Linked DNA regions of Homo sapiens: regions 2 and 3 are each linked to region 1. Evidence: chromatin contacts called from ENCODE Hi-C or POLR2A ChIA-PET data. All regions are on one chromosome and are shown on one strand. The core of a region is the stretch at or near the end of the contact, and the rest is flanking DNA. Distances in the headings are between cores, read along the strand shown.

What was found. Hi-C counts contacts between places; a loop is a spot of excess contacts on that map. ChIA-PET counts read pairs that join two places held with the same protein, here RNA polymerase II (POLR2A). Pooled maps may share reads with other maps.
Region 2: a loop to region 1 is called in a map of Jurkat, with 2.2 times the contacts of the local background. The contact joins two enhancer-like sites. A Hi-C loop is called at or near these places in 6 of 168 maps with a recorded cell type or tissue (CD4-positive, alpha-beta memory T cell, GM12878, Jurkat and 2 more), 30 of 37 single-sample maps with no recorded cell type and 16 of 50 pooled maps. POLR2A ChIA-PET finds 5 or more read pairs at or near these places in 6 of 52 experiments (MCF 10A, activated B cell, activated CD4-positive, alpha-beta T cell and 3 more).
Region 3: a loop to region 1 is called in a map of OCI-LY7, with 4 times the contacts of the local background. The contact joins two enhancer-like sites. A Hi-C loop is called at or near these places in 4 of 168 maps with a recorded cell type or tissue (CD4-positive, alpha-beta T cell, Calu3, OCI-LY7 and 1 more), 1 of 37 single-sample maps with no recorded cell type and 3 of 50 pooled maps. POLR2A ChIA-PET finds 5 or more read pairs at or near these places in 2 of 52 experiments (MCF 10A and Panc1).

Annotation. Positions count from the first base shown.
Region 1 is chr21:17,688,041-17,690,556 of GRCh38, forward strand. No RefSeq gene overlaps it. Among named protein-coding and RNA genes, the nearest start is that of BTG3, 76 kb to the left of the region's middle. RefSeq lists an enhancer at 342-1,244. Within about 2 kb of position 1,256, at least 9 of the 41 ENCODE cell types and tissues checked have a DNase peak (open chromatin) inside an H3K27ac peak, as active enhancers do.
Region 2 is chr21:17,774,258-17,776,773 of GRCh38, forward strand. The region is part of intron 2 of LOC124900465 (a long non-coding RNA gene); the gene reads left to right. Among named protein-coding and RNA genes, the nearest start is that of C21orf91-OT1, 17 kb to the right of the region's middle. RefSeq lists an enhancer at 1,425-1,474. Within about 2 kb of position 1,259, at least 4 of the 41 ENCODE cell types and tissues checked have a DNase peak (open chromatin) inside an H3K27ac peak, as active enhancers do.
Region 3 is chr21:17,757,521-17,760,036 of GRCh38, forward strand. The region is part of intron 2 of LOC124900465 (a long non-coding RNA gene); the gene reads left to right. Among named protein-coding and RNA genes, the nearest start is that of C21orf91-OT1, 34 kb to the right of the region's middle. Within about 2 kb of position 1,256, at least 2 of the 41 ENCODE cell types and tissues checked have a DNase peak (open chromatin) inside an H3K27ac peak, as active enhancers do.

The DNA.
Region 1 (2,516 bases), core at 6-2,505:
CCAGGTGTCCTTTGTGCTTCTTGTACTTGGCTCTCTAGATCTCTCACAAGGCCAGGGAATTTTTCCTTAATTATTCCCTCAAACATGTTTTCCAGGCTTTTAGAATTCTCTTCTTCCTCAGGTACACCAATTTTTCTTAGGTTTGGTTGTTTAACATAATCCCAGACTTCTTGGAGGCTTTGTTTATATTTTCTTATTCTTTTCTCTTTGTCAGATTGGGTTAATTCAAAGACCTTGTCTTTGAGCTCTGAATTTCTTCCTTCTACTTGTTCAATTCTATTGCTGTGACTTTCCAGAGCATTTCAGATTTCTAAAAGTGTGTCCAAAGTTTCCTGAATTTTTATTGTTTTTTCTTTAAGTGATCTATATCCATGAATATTTCTCCCTTCACTTCTTGTATCAGTTTTTTGGATTTCTTTGCATTGGGCTTCACCTTTCTCTGGTCCCTCCCTGATTAGCTTATTAACTAACCTCCTGAATTCTTTTTTCAGGTAAATCAGGGATTTCTTCTTGGTTTGGATCCATTGCTGGTGAACAAGTGTGATTTTTTGGGGGTATTGAAGAGCCTGGTTTTGTCATATTACCAGGATTGGTTTTCTGGTTCTTTCTCATTTGGGTAGGCTCTGTCAGAGGGAAGGTCTAGGGCTGAAGGCTGTTGTTCAGGTTCTTTTGTCCCATGGGGTGTTCTCTTGATGTAGTACTGTCTCCCTTTTCCTATAGATGTGGCTTCCTGTGAGCTGAACTGCAGTGATTGTTGTCTCTCTTCTGGGTCTAGCCACCCAGCGAGTTTCCCAGCTCTGGGCTGGTACTGGGGTTTGTCTGCACAGAGTCCTGTGATGTGAACCATCTATGGGTCTCTCAGCTGTGGTTACCAGCACCTTTTCGGGTGGAACTGGCAGAAGGTGCAATGGGCTCTGTGAGGTTCCTTAGCTTTGGTGGTTTAATGCTCTATTTTTGTGCTGTTTGGCCTCCTGCCAGGAGGTGGCGCTTTCCAGAAAGCATCAGCTGCAGTAGTGTGGAGAGGGACTGGCAGTGGGTGTGGCCCTAGAACTCCCAAGATTATATGCCCTTTGTCTTGCACTACCGGGGTGGATAGGCTAGGACCACCAGGTGGGGGCAGGGCTGGGTGTGTCTGAGCTCAGACTCTCCATGGGCGGGTCTTGCTGCTGCTGCTGTGGGGGATAGGGTTGAGGTTCCCAGGTCACTGGACTTGTGTACCTAGCAGGATTATGGCTGCCTCTGCTGAGTCATGCAGGTTGTCAGGGAAGTGGGGGAAAGCCGGCAGTCACAGACCTCACCCAGCTCCCATGCAAACTGAAGGGCTGGTCTCACTCCCACCATGCCCTGGCCAACAGCCCAGAATCTGTTTCCAGGAGGAGGGTGAGATGGGCTTGAAAATTTGCCTGAGGCTATCCACCTCCCAGCTGGGAGAGAATAACGCTTTAGTTCTTCTCCTGCCTGTGAAGTCTGCATGCCTGATTCGTGCCCTCCCGAGTTCTTGCCCAGAGGCTTCTTGCCCTGTTCAAATTGTTACAAAGTTCAGCTAGAGAATTCCTTCTCCCTGTAGTTTCACCCCCTGCTCCTCTGGCCACCCTCCTGATGTGTGGTCCCAGGCAGGAACTGGCTGCTTAGGGACCCAGCGAGCTCCCAGGGCCTTTCTGCTGCTTCCTCTACCCCATATTTCACTCGGCTCTCTAACTGGACTCGGCACCAGGTAAAGTCGAAAACTTCTCCCTCAAACAGAACTTCGGTTTCTCCAGTGGGTGTGTGTGTCCAGGAGAGGTGGATCTTCCTTTCCCACTTCTATGGTTGGGACACTCACAGTATTTGGGGTGTCTCCCAGGTCCTGCAGGAGCAGTCTGCTTCCTTCAGAGGATCTGTAGTTCCTCTCGGTGTTGCTGGTTTGTTTTTGCAGTCAATGTATTTGACTTTTTAAAATTCTGGTCCAACGTATTTTAAATCCCCAATTCATGGGTTATAATCACAAAGACATAAGGATGAATTTGAGGCTCTGGAACTGAGCTCCTGGGTCTCTGTCTTGCCTGATCCTCTTAGCTGGAGGCAGAGTCAGAGCTCTGGGTTTAGGTCACTTGAGCAGGTACAGAATAGTGTGAGTGATGGATGGGTTAATATGCCTACCATCTCTTCTCTTAAGCACCAGGTGGGGAGAAGACCAAGCAGGGAGATGTCAAGTCCTCATGTCAGGGGCATTTGAACTAGAGTGACTCCATCTTGAATGGGGGCTAGGTAAAATAAGGCTGAGACCTGCTGGGCTGCATTCCCAGGAGGTTAAGGCATTCTTAGTCACAGGATGAGATAGGAAGTCAGCACAAGATACAGTTAACAAAGACCTTGCTGATAAAATAGCATGTGGTAAAGAAGCTGGCCAAATCCCACCAATGCCAAGATGGCGACAAAAGTGACTTCTGATCACTTTCATTATATGCTAATTGTCATTACACACTAATTAGAATGTATTAACATCCTAAAAGACATACCCACCAGCACAACAACAG
Region 2 (2,516 bases), core at 9-2,508, 86 kb after region 1:
TGTTCTCTGTATATCCTGAATTTGAATGTTGGCCTGCCTTGCTAGGTTGAGGAAGTTCTCCTGGATAATATCCTGAAGAGTGTTTTCCAACTTGGTTCCATTTTCCCCGTCACTTTCAGGTACACCAATCAAATGTAGGTTTGGTCTTTTCACATAGTCCCATATTTCTTGGAGTCTTTGTTCGTTCCTTTTCATTCCTTTTTCTCTAATCTTGTCTTCACACTTTATTTCATTAAGTTGATCTTCAGTCTCATATCTTTTCTTCTGCTTGATGGATTTGGCTATTGATACTTGTGTATGCTCACAAAGTTCTCGTGCTGTGTTTTTCAGGTCCATCACGTCATTTATGTTCTTCTCTTAACTGGTTATTCTAGTTAGCGATTCCTCTAACCTTTTTTCAAGGTTCTCAGCTTCCTTGCATTGGGTTAGAACATGCTCCTTTAGCTTGGAGGAGTTTGTTATTACCCACCTTCTGAAGCCTACTTCTGTCAATTCGTCAAACTCATTCTCTGTCCAGTTTTGTTCCTTTGCTAGAGAGGAGTTGTGATCCTTTGGAGGAGAAGAGGCGTTCTGGTTTTTGGAATTTTCAGCCTTTTTGCACTGGTTTTTCCTCATCTTCATGGATTTATCTACCTTTGGTCTTTAATGTTGGTGACCTTCAGATGGGGTTTCCGTGTGGATGTCCTTTTTGTTGATGCTATTCCTTTCTGTTTGTTAGTTTTCCTTTTAACAGTCAGCCCCTCTGCTGCAGGTCTGCTGGAGTTTGCTGGGGGTCCACTCCAGACCCTGTTTGCCTGGGTATCACCAGCAGAGGCTGCAGAAGAGCAAAGATTGCTGCCTGCTTCTTCCTCTGGAAGCACTGTCCCAGAGGGGCACCCGCCAGATACCAGCCGGAGCTCTCCTGTATGAGGTGTCTGTCTTCCCCTGCTGGGAGGTGTCTTCCAGTCAGGAGGCAAAGGGGTCAGGGACCCACTTGAGGAGGGCATCTGTTCCTTAGCAGAGCTCGAGCACTGTGCTGGGAGGTCCGCCGCTTTCTTGAGAGCCAGCAGGCAGTAACGTTTAAGTCTGCTGAAGCTGTGCCCACAGCCGCCCCTTCCCCCAGATGCTCTGTCCCAGGGAGATGGGAGTTTTATTTATAAGCTCCTGACTGGGGCTGCTGCCTTTCTTTCGAGATGCCCTGCTCAGAGAGGAGGAATCTAGAGAGGCAGGCTGGCAGTATCAGCTTTGCCGAGATGTGGTGGGCTCCGCCCAGTTTGAACTTCTGAGAGGCTTTGTTTACACTATGAGGGGAAAACCACCTACTGAACCCTCAGTAATGGCAGACGCCCCTCCCTCCACCAAGCTCTAGTGTCCCAGGTCGACTTCAGACTGCTGTGCTGGCAGCGAGAATTTCAAGCCAGTGGATCTTAGCTTGCTGGGCTCTGTGGGAGTGGGATCTGCTAACCTAGACCACTTGGCTTCCTGGTTTCAGCCCCCTTTCCAGGGGAGCGAATGGTTCTGCCTCGCTGGCATTCCAGATGCCACTGGGGTATGAAAAACTACTCCTGCAGCTAGCTTGGTGTCTGCCCAAACGGCCGCCCAGTTTTGTGCTTGAAACCCTGGGGCCTGGTGGTATAGGTACCAGAGGGAATCTCCTGGTCTTCAGGTTGCGAAGATCATGGGGAAAGCGTAGCATCTGGGCCAGAGTGCACCGTTACTCATGGTACAGTCCTTCATGACTTCCTGTGGCTAGGGGAGGGAGTTCCCCGACCCGTTGCACTTCCCAGCTGAGGTGATGCCCCACCCTGCTTCAGCTCGCCCTCCGTGGGCTGCACCCACTGTCTAACTAGTCTTAATGAGATGAGCCGTGTACCTCAGTTGGAAATGCAGAAATCACCTGCCTTCTGCACTGATCTCTCTGGGAGCTGCAGACCAGAGCTGTTCCTGTTTGGCCATCTTGCCAGCCACTCCTGTTGTCTGTTTTTTAAGAGGAGCATTTTACACTTTGTTGGTAATGAATAGAATGGGGTGCAGAATCATTGAATTATGGGAGGCATCTGTTTATGTGCCTGTTATAAAATAGGAGTTTTTATGACCCAGGGATAGATTGATGAATAGGCCTTTGAATGATAGCTGAAGAAACAGCACTTTTATAGTCTCCTACTTTTTAAACTAAAAGATCATCTATGAACAGCAAATTCGATCTATGATCTGGTTCATTTAATTAATATCACATGACTATTTGAATGTATAATTTCTCCTTTCATATAGATAACTCTTAAGCACAAGAGCAGCTTGCAAGGCAAATTTGCTGATGCTTAAAAACCCAAACAAATGGGGTAAGTCATAAGAGGCGATAAGAACAGTACATTTTGTCAATAGATACTAGACTTACTGAAAGTTGGAGCAAGACTCTGGTAGCCAGAAGGGCTGTCTCAAATCCCAGCTCCACCCCTTATAATAGAATAATTTCGTCAATGCAAATGTGTGCCTTCGTTTCCCATCTGTAAAGTAATAGTTCCCACTTTTTAGGTTTG
Region 3 (2,516 bases), core at 6-2,505, 69 kb after region 1:
TTCACCCAGTGGATCTGGCACTGGGGTCGCAGGTGGAGCTGCCTGCCAGTCCCGTGCCGTGTGCCTGCACTCCTCAGCTCTTGGGTGGTCGATGGGACTGGGCACTGTGGAGCAGGGGGTGGTGCTCCTAGGGGAGGCTCGGGCCCCACAGGAGCCCACTGAGAGAGGGGGAGGCTCAGGCATGGCGTGCTGCAGGTCCCGAGCCCTGCCCGGCAGGGTGGCAGCTAAGACCCGGCGAGAAATCCAGTGCAGCGCCGGTGGGCCAGCACTGCTGGGGGACCCAGCCCACCCTCCGCAGCCTCCTGGCCCAGGTGCTAAGCCCCTCATTGCCCGGGCTGGCCTGCCAGCCCGCTGCTCCAAGTGCAGGGCCCACGGAGCCCACGCCCACCCAGAACTCGCACTGGCCCGCAAGCATGGCATGCAGCCCTGGTTCCCTCCTGCGCCCCTCCCTCCACACCTCCCCGCAAGCTGAGGGAGTCGGCTCCGGCCTTGGCCAGCCCAGAAAGGGGCCCCCACAGTGCAGCGGCGGGCTGAAGGGCTCCTCAAGCACAGGCAGAGTGGGCGCCAAGGCCGAGGAGGCACCGAGAGCGAGTGAGGGCTGTGAGGGCTGCCAGCACGCTGTCACCTCTCACAGCCTCTGCCTCCCAGGTACAAGTGATTCTCCTGCCTCAGCCTCCTGAGTAGCTGGGATTACAGGTATGCACCACCATAACTGGTTTTGATCGATTCTTTTTTTGTGTCCTTGAGAGGGTTTTAAAATTGTCTACCTTTAGCTCTTGTTCATTTCTTATTAAGATAATTTCTAAGTATTCTATAATTTTTGTTGCTATTGCTGGGGCTTGGAATGCAATACCCCATAGTATGGCACCTTGGCAGGCTGAATACTTTGGACTGAAGGAAATTGGAAAGGCCTCAGAAGCAAGCTCTTTCTGACCTTCTCCCATCCTCCTGTTCCTCTGTCTCCCCTAAATCTAAGTGAGTCTTAAAAACCAGAATTCCTCTTCCCCAAGGTAGGTCATAAAAACTTGAACCCCTCTACCCCAAATCAAATCATAAAACCTATAAATGTCACACTCTCCCTTCTCCCTTAAGACCCTTATTAGATGCAGGTCCTCCCCTATATCTGGGAAAAAGGCATCCTTCACAGAGAAATCAAGAAGTATCTGAACAGAGAGGCCTGCTGGTGTCCCCCCTGCTGTGGTTTGGATATGGTTTGTTTGGCCCCACTGAGTCTTATGTTGAAATTTGATTCCAATGTTGCAAGTGGGGTGTGGTAAGAGATGTTTGGGCCATGAGGGTGGATCCCTCATGAGTGACTTGGTTCCATTCTCACAGGAGTGAGTTCTCACTCTTAGCTCCCAAAACAACTGTTTGTTGAAAAGAGCCTGATACCGCCTCCTGTCTCCCTCTTGCTTCCTGTCCTGGTGTGTGACCTCTGTACACTTCGGGTTCCCTTTGCCTTCTGCCGTGAGTAGAAGCAGCCTGACGCTCTTGCCAGAGCAGATGCTAGTGCTATGCTTCTGGCATGGCCAGCAGAACTGTGAGCCACATTTTCTTTATAAATTACCCAGCCTCAGGTATTTCTTTATTGCAACACAAATGAATTAAGGCACCCTCTCATTCTATTACCATTGGATCGTGTCCATTGTCTAATCACATTTCTCCACAGCTGTCCAATCTTCATTGGACCTAAGCCCTGGGTCTTTGGGTCTTCAATTCTGAAGTTTCCTGTGTTACCTAAAACTTCGGTTAAATACATTTGTTATGCTTTTCTCTTGTTAACCTGCCTTTTGTTAGAGGAGTGTCAGCTGTGACCCTTATGATGGGTGAGAAAATGTATCACATCTTTCTGACCCTACACTATTGTAAATGGGACGATCACTGGTTACTAATGTCAATAGAAGTGACTCCTATGTAGCACAGCAGTAAGAATGGCCTCTTACTGGGTCAGCTAATCCCACACAGTAGATTAAAACAAGTTCATTTCTAGGAAAACATTCTCTCCATCACATTAAAAAATTTATTTTTTAAAATTCGCAAACAAAATTGTATATATTTATCATGTATGACATGATGTCTTGAAATATATAATCCCAAAGGGCTGGGATTACAGATGTGAGCCGCCGTGCCTGGCCAAAGGGAAATTTTTATGTGAGGTTTCTAAAAATGTTCCTTAAAGGGAATTGACTCATCTTAGACAAATACAGACTAAAGAGTCTTAGCTTCTCCCTCTTAAAAGTAAGGGAAGATAACATCACTCTCCTCCTTTTCCTTAGAGTGTTTATTTTGGAAATTTATAACTGCAAGTACTTTCTGCTCTCTTAGAAATGTATGTAAATTGTTTTGAAAAGTAGATAGGCCCTTTGTCAACTTGACCCTAGAATGCCTTTCTCAAGAACTCAGGAAGGAACCATCTTCTTTGAATGTAAACATTCAAGGAAGATAGCTTCCTATCTCCTAGTTTCAGTAGGAGAGTAGGGGAGTAATTTTAGCCTGACTCCAAGTTGTAAAACTAC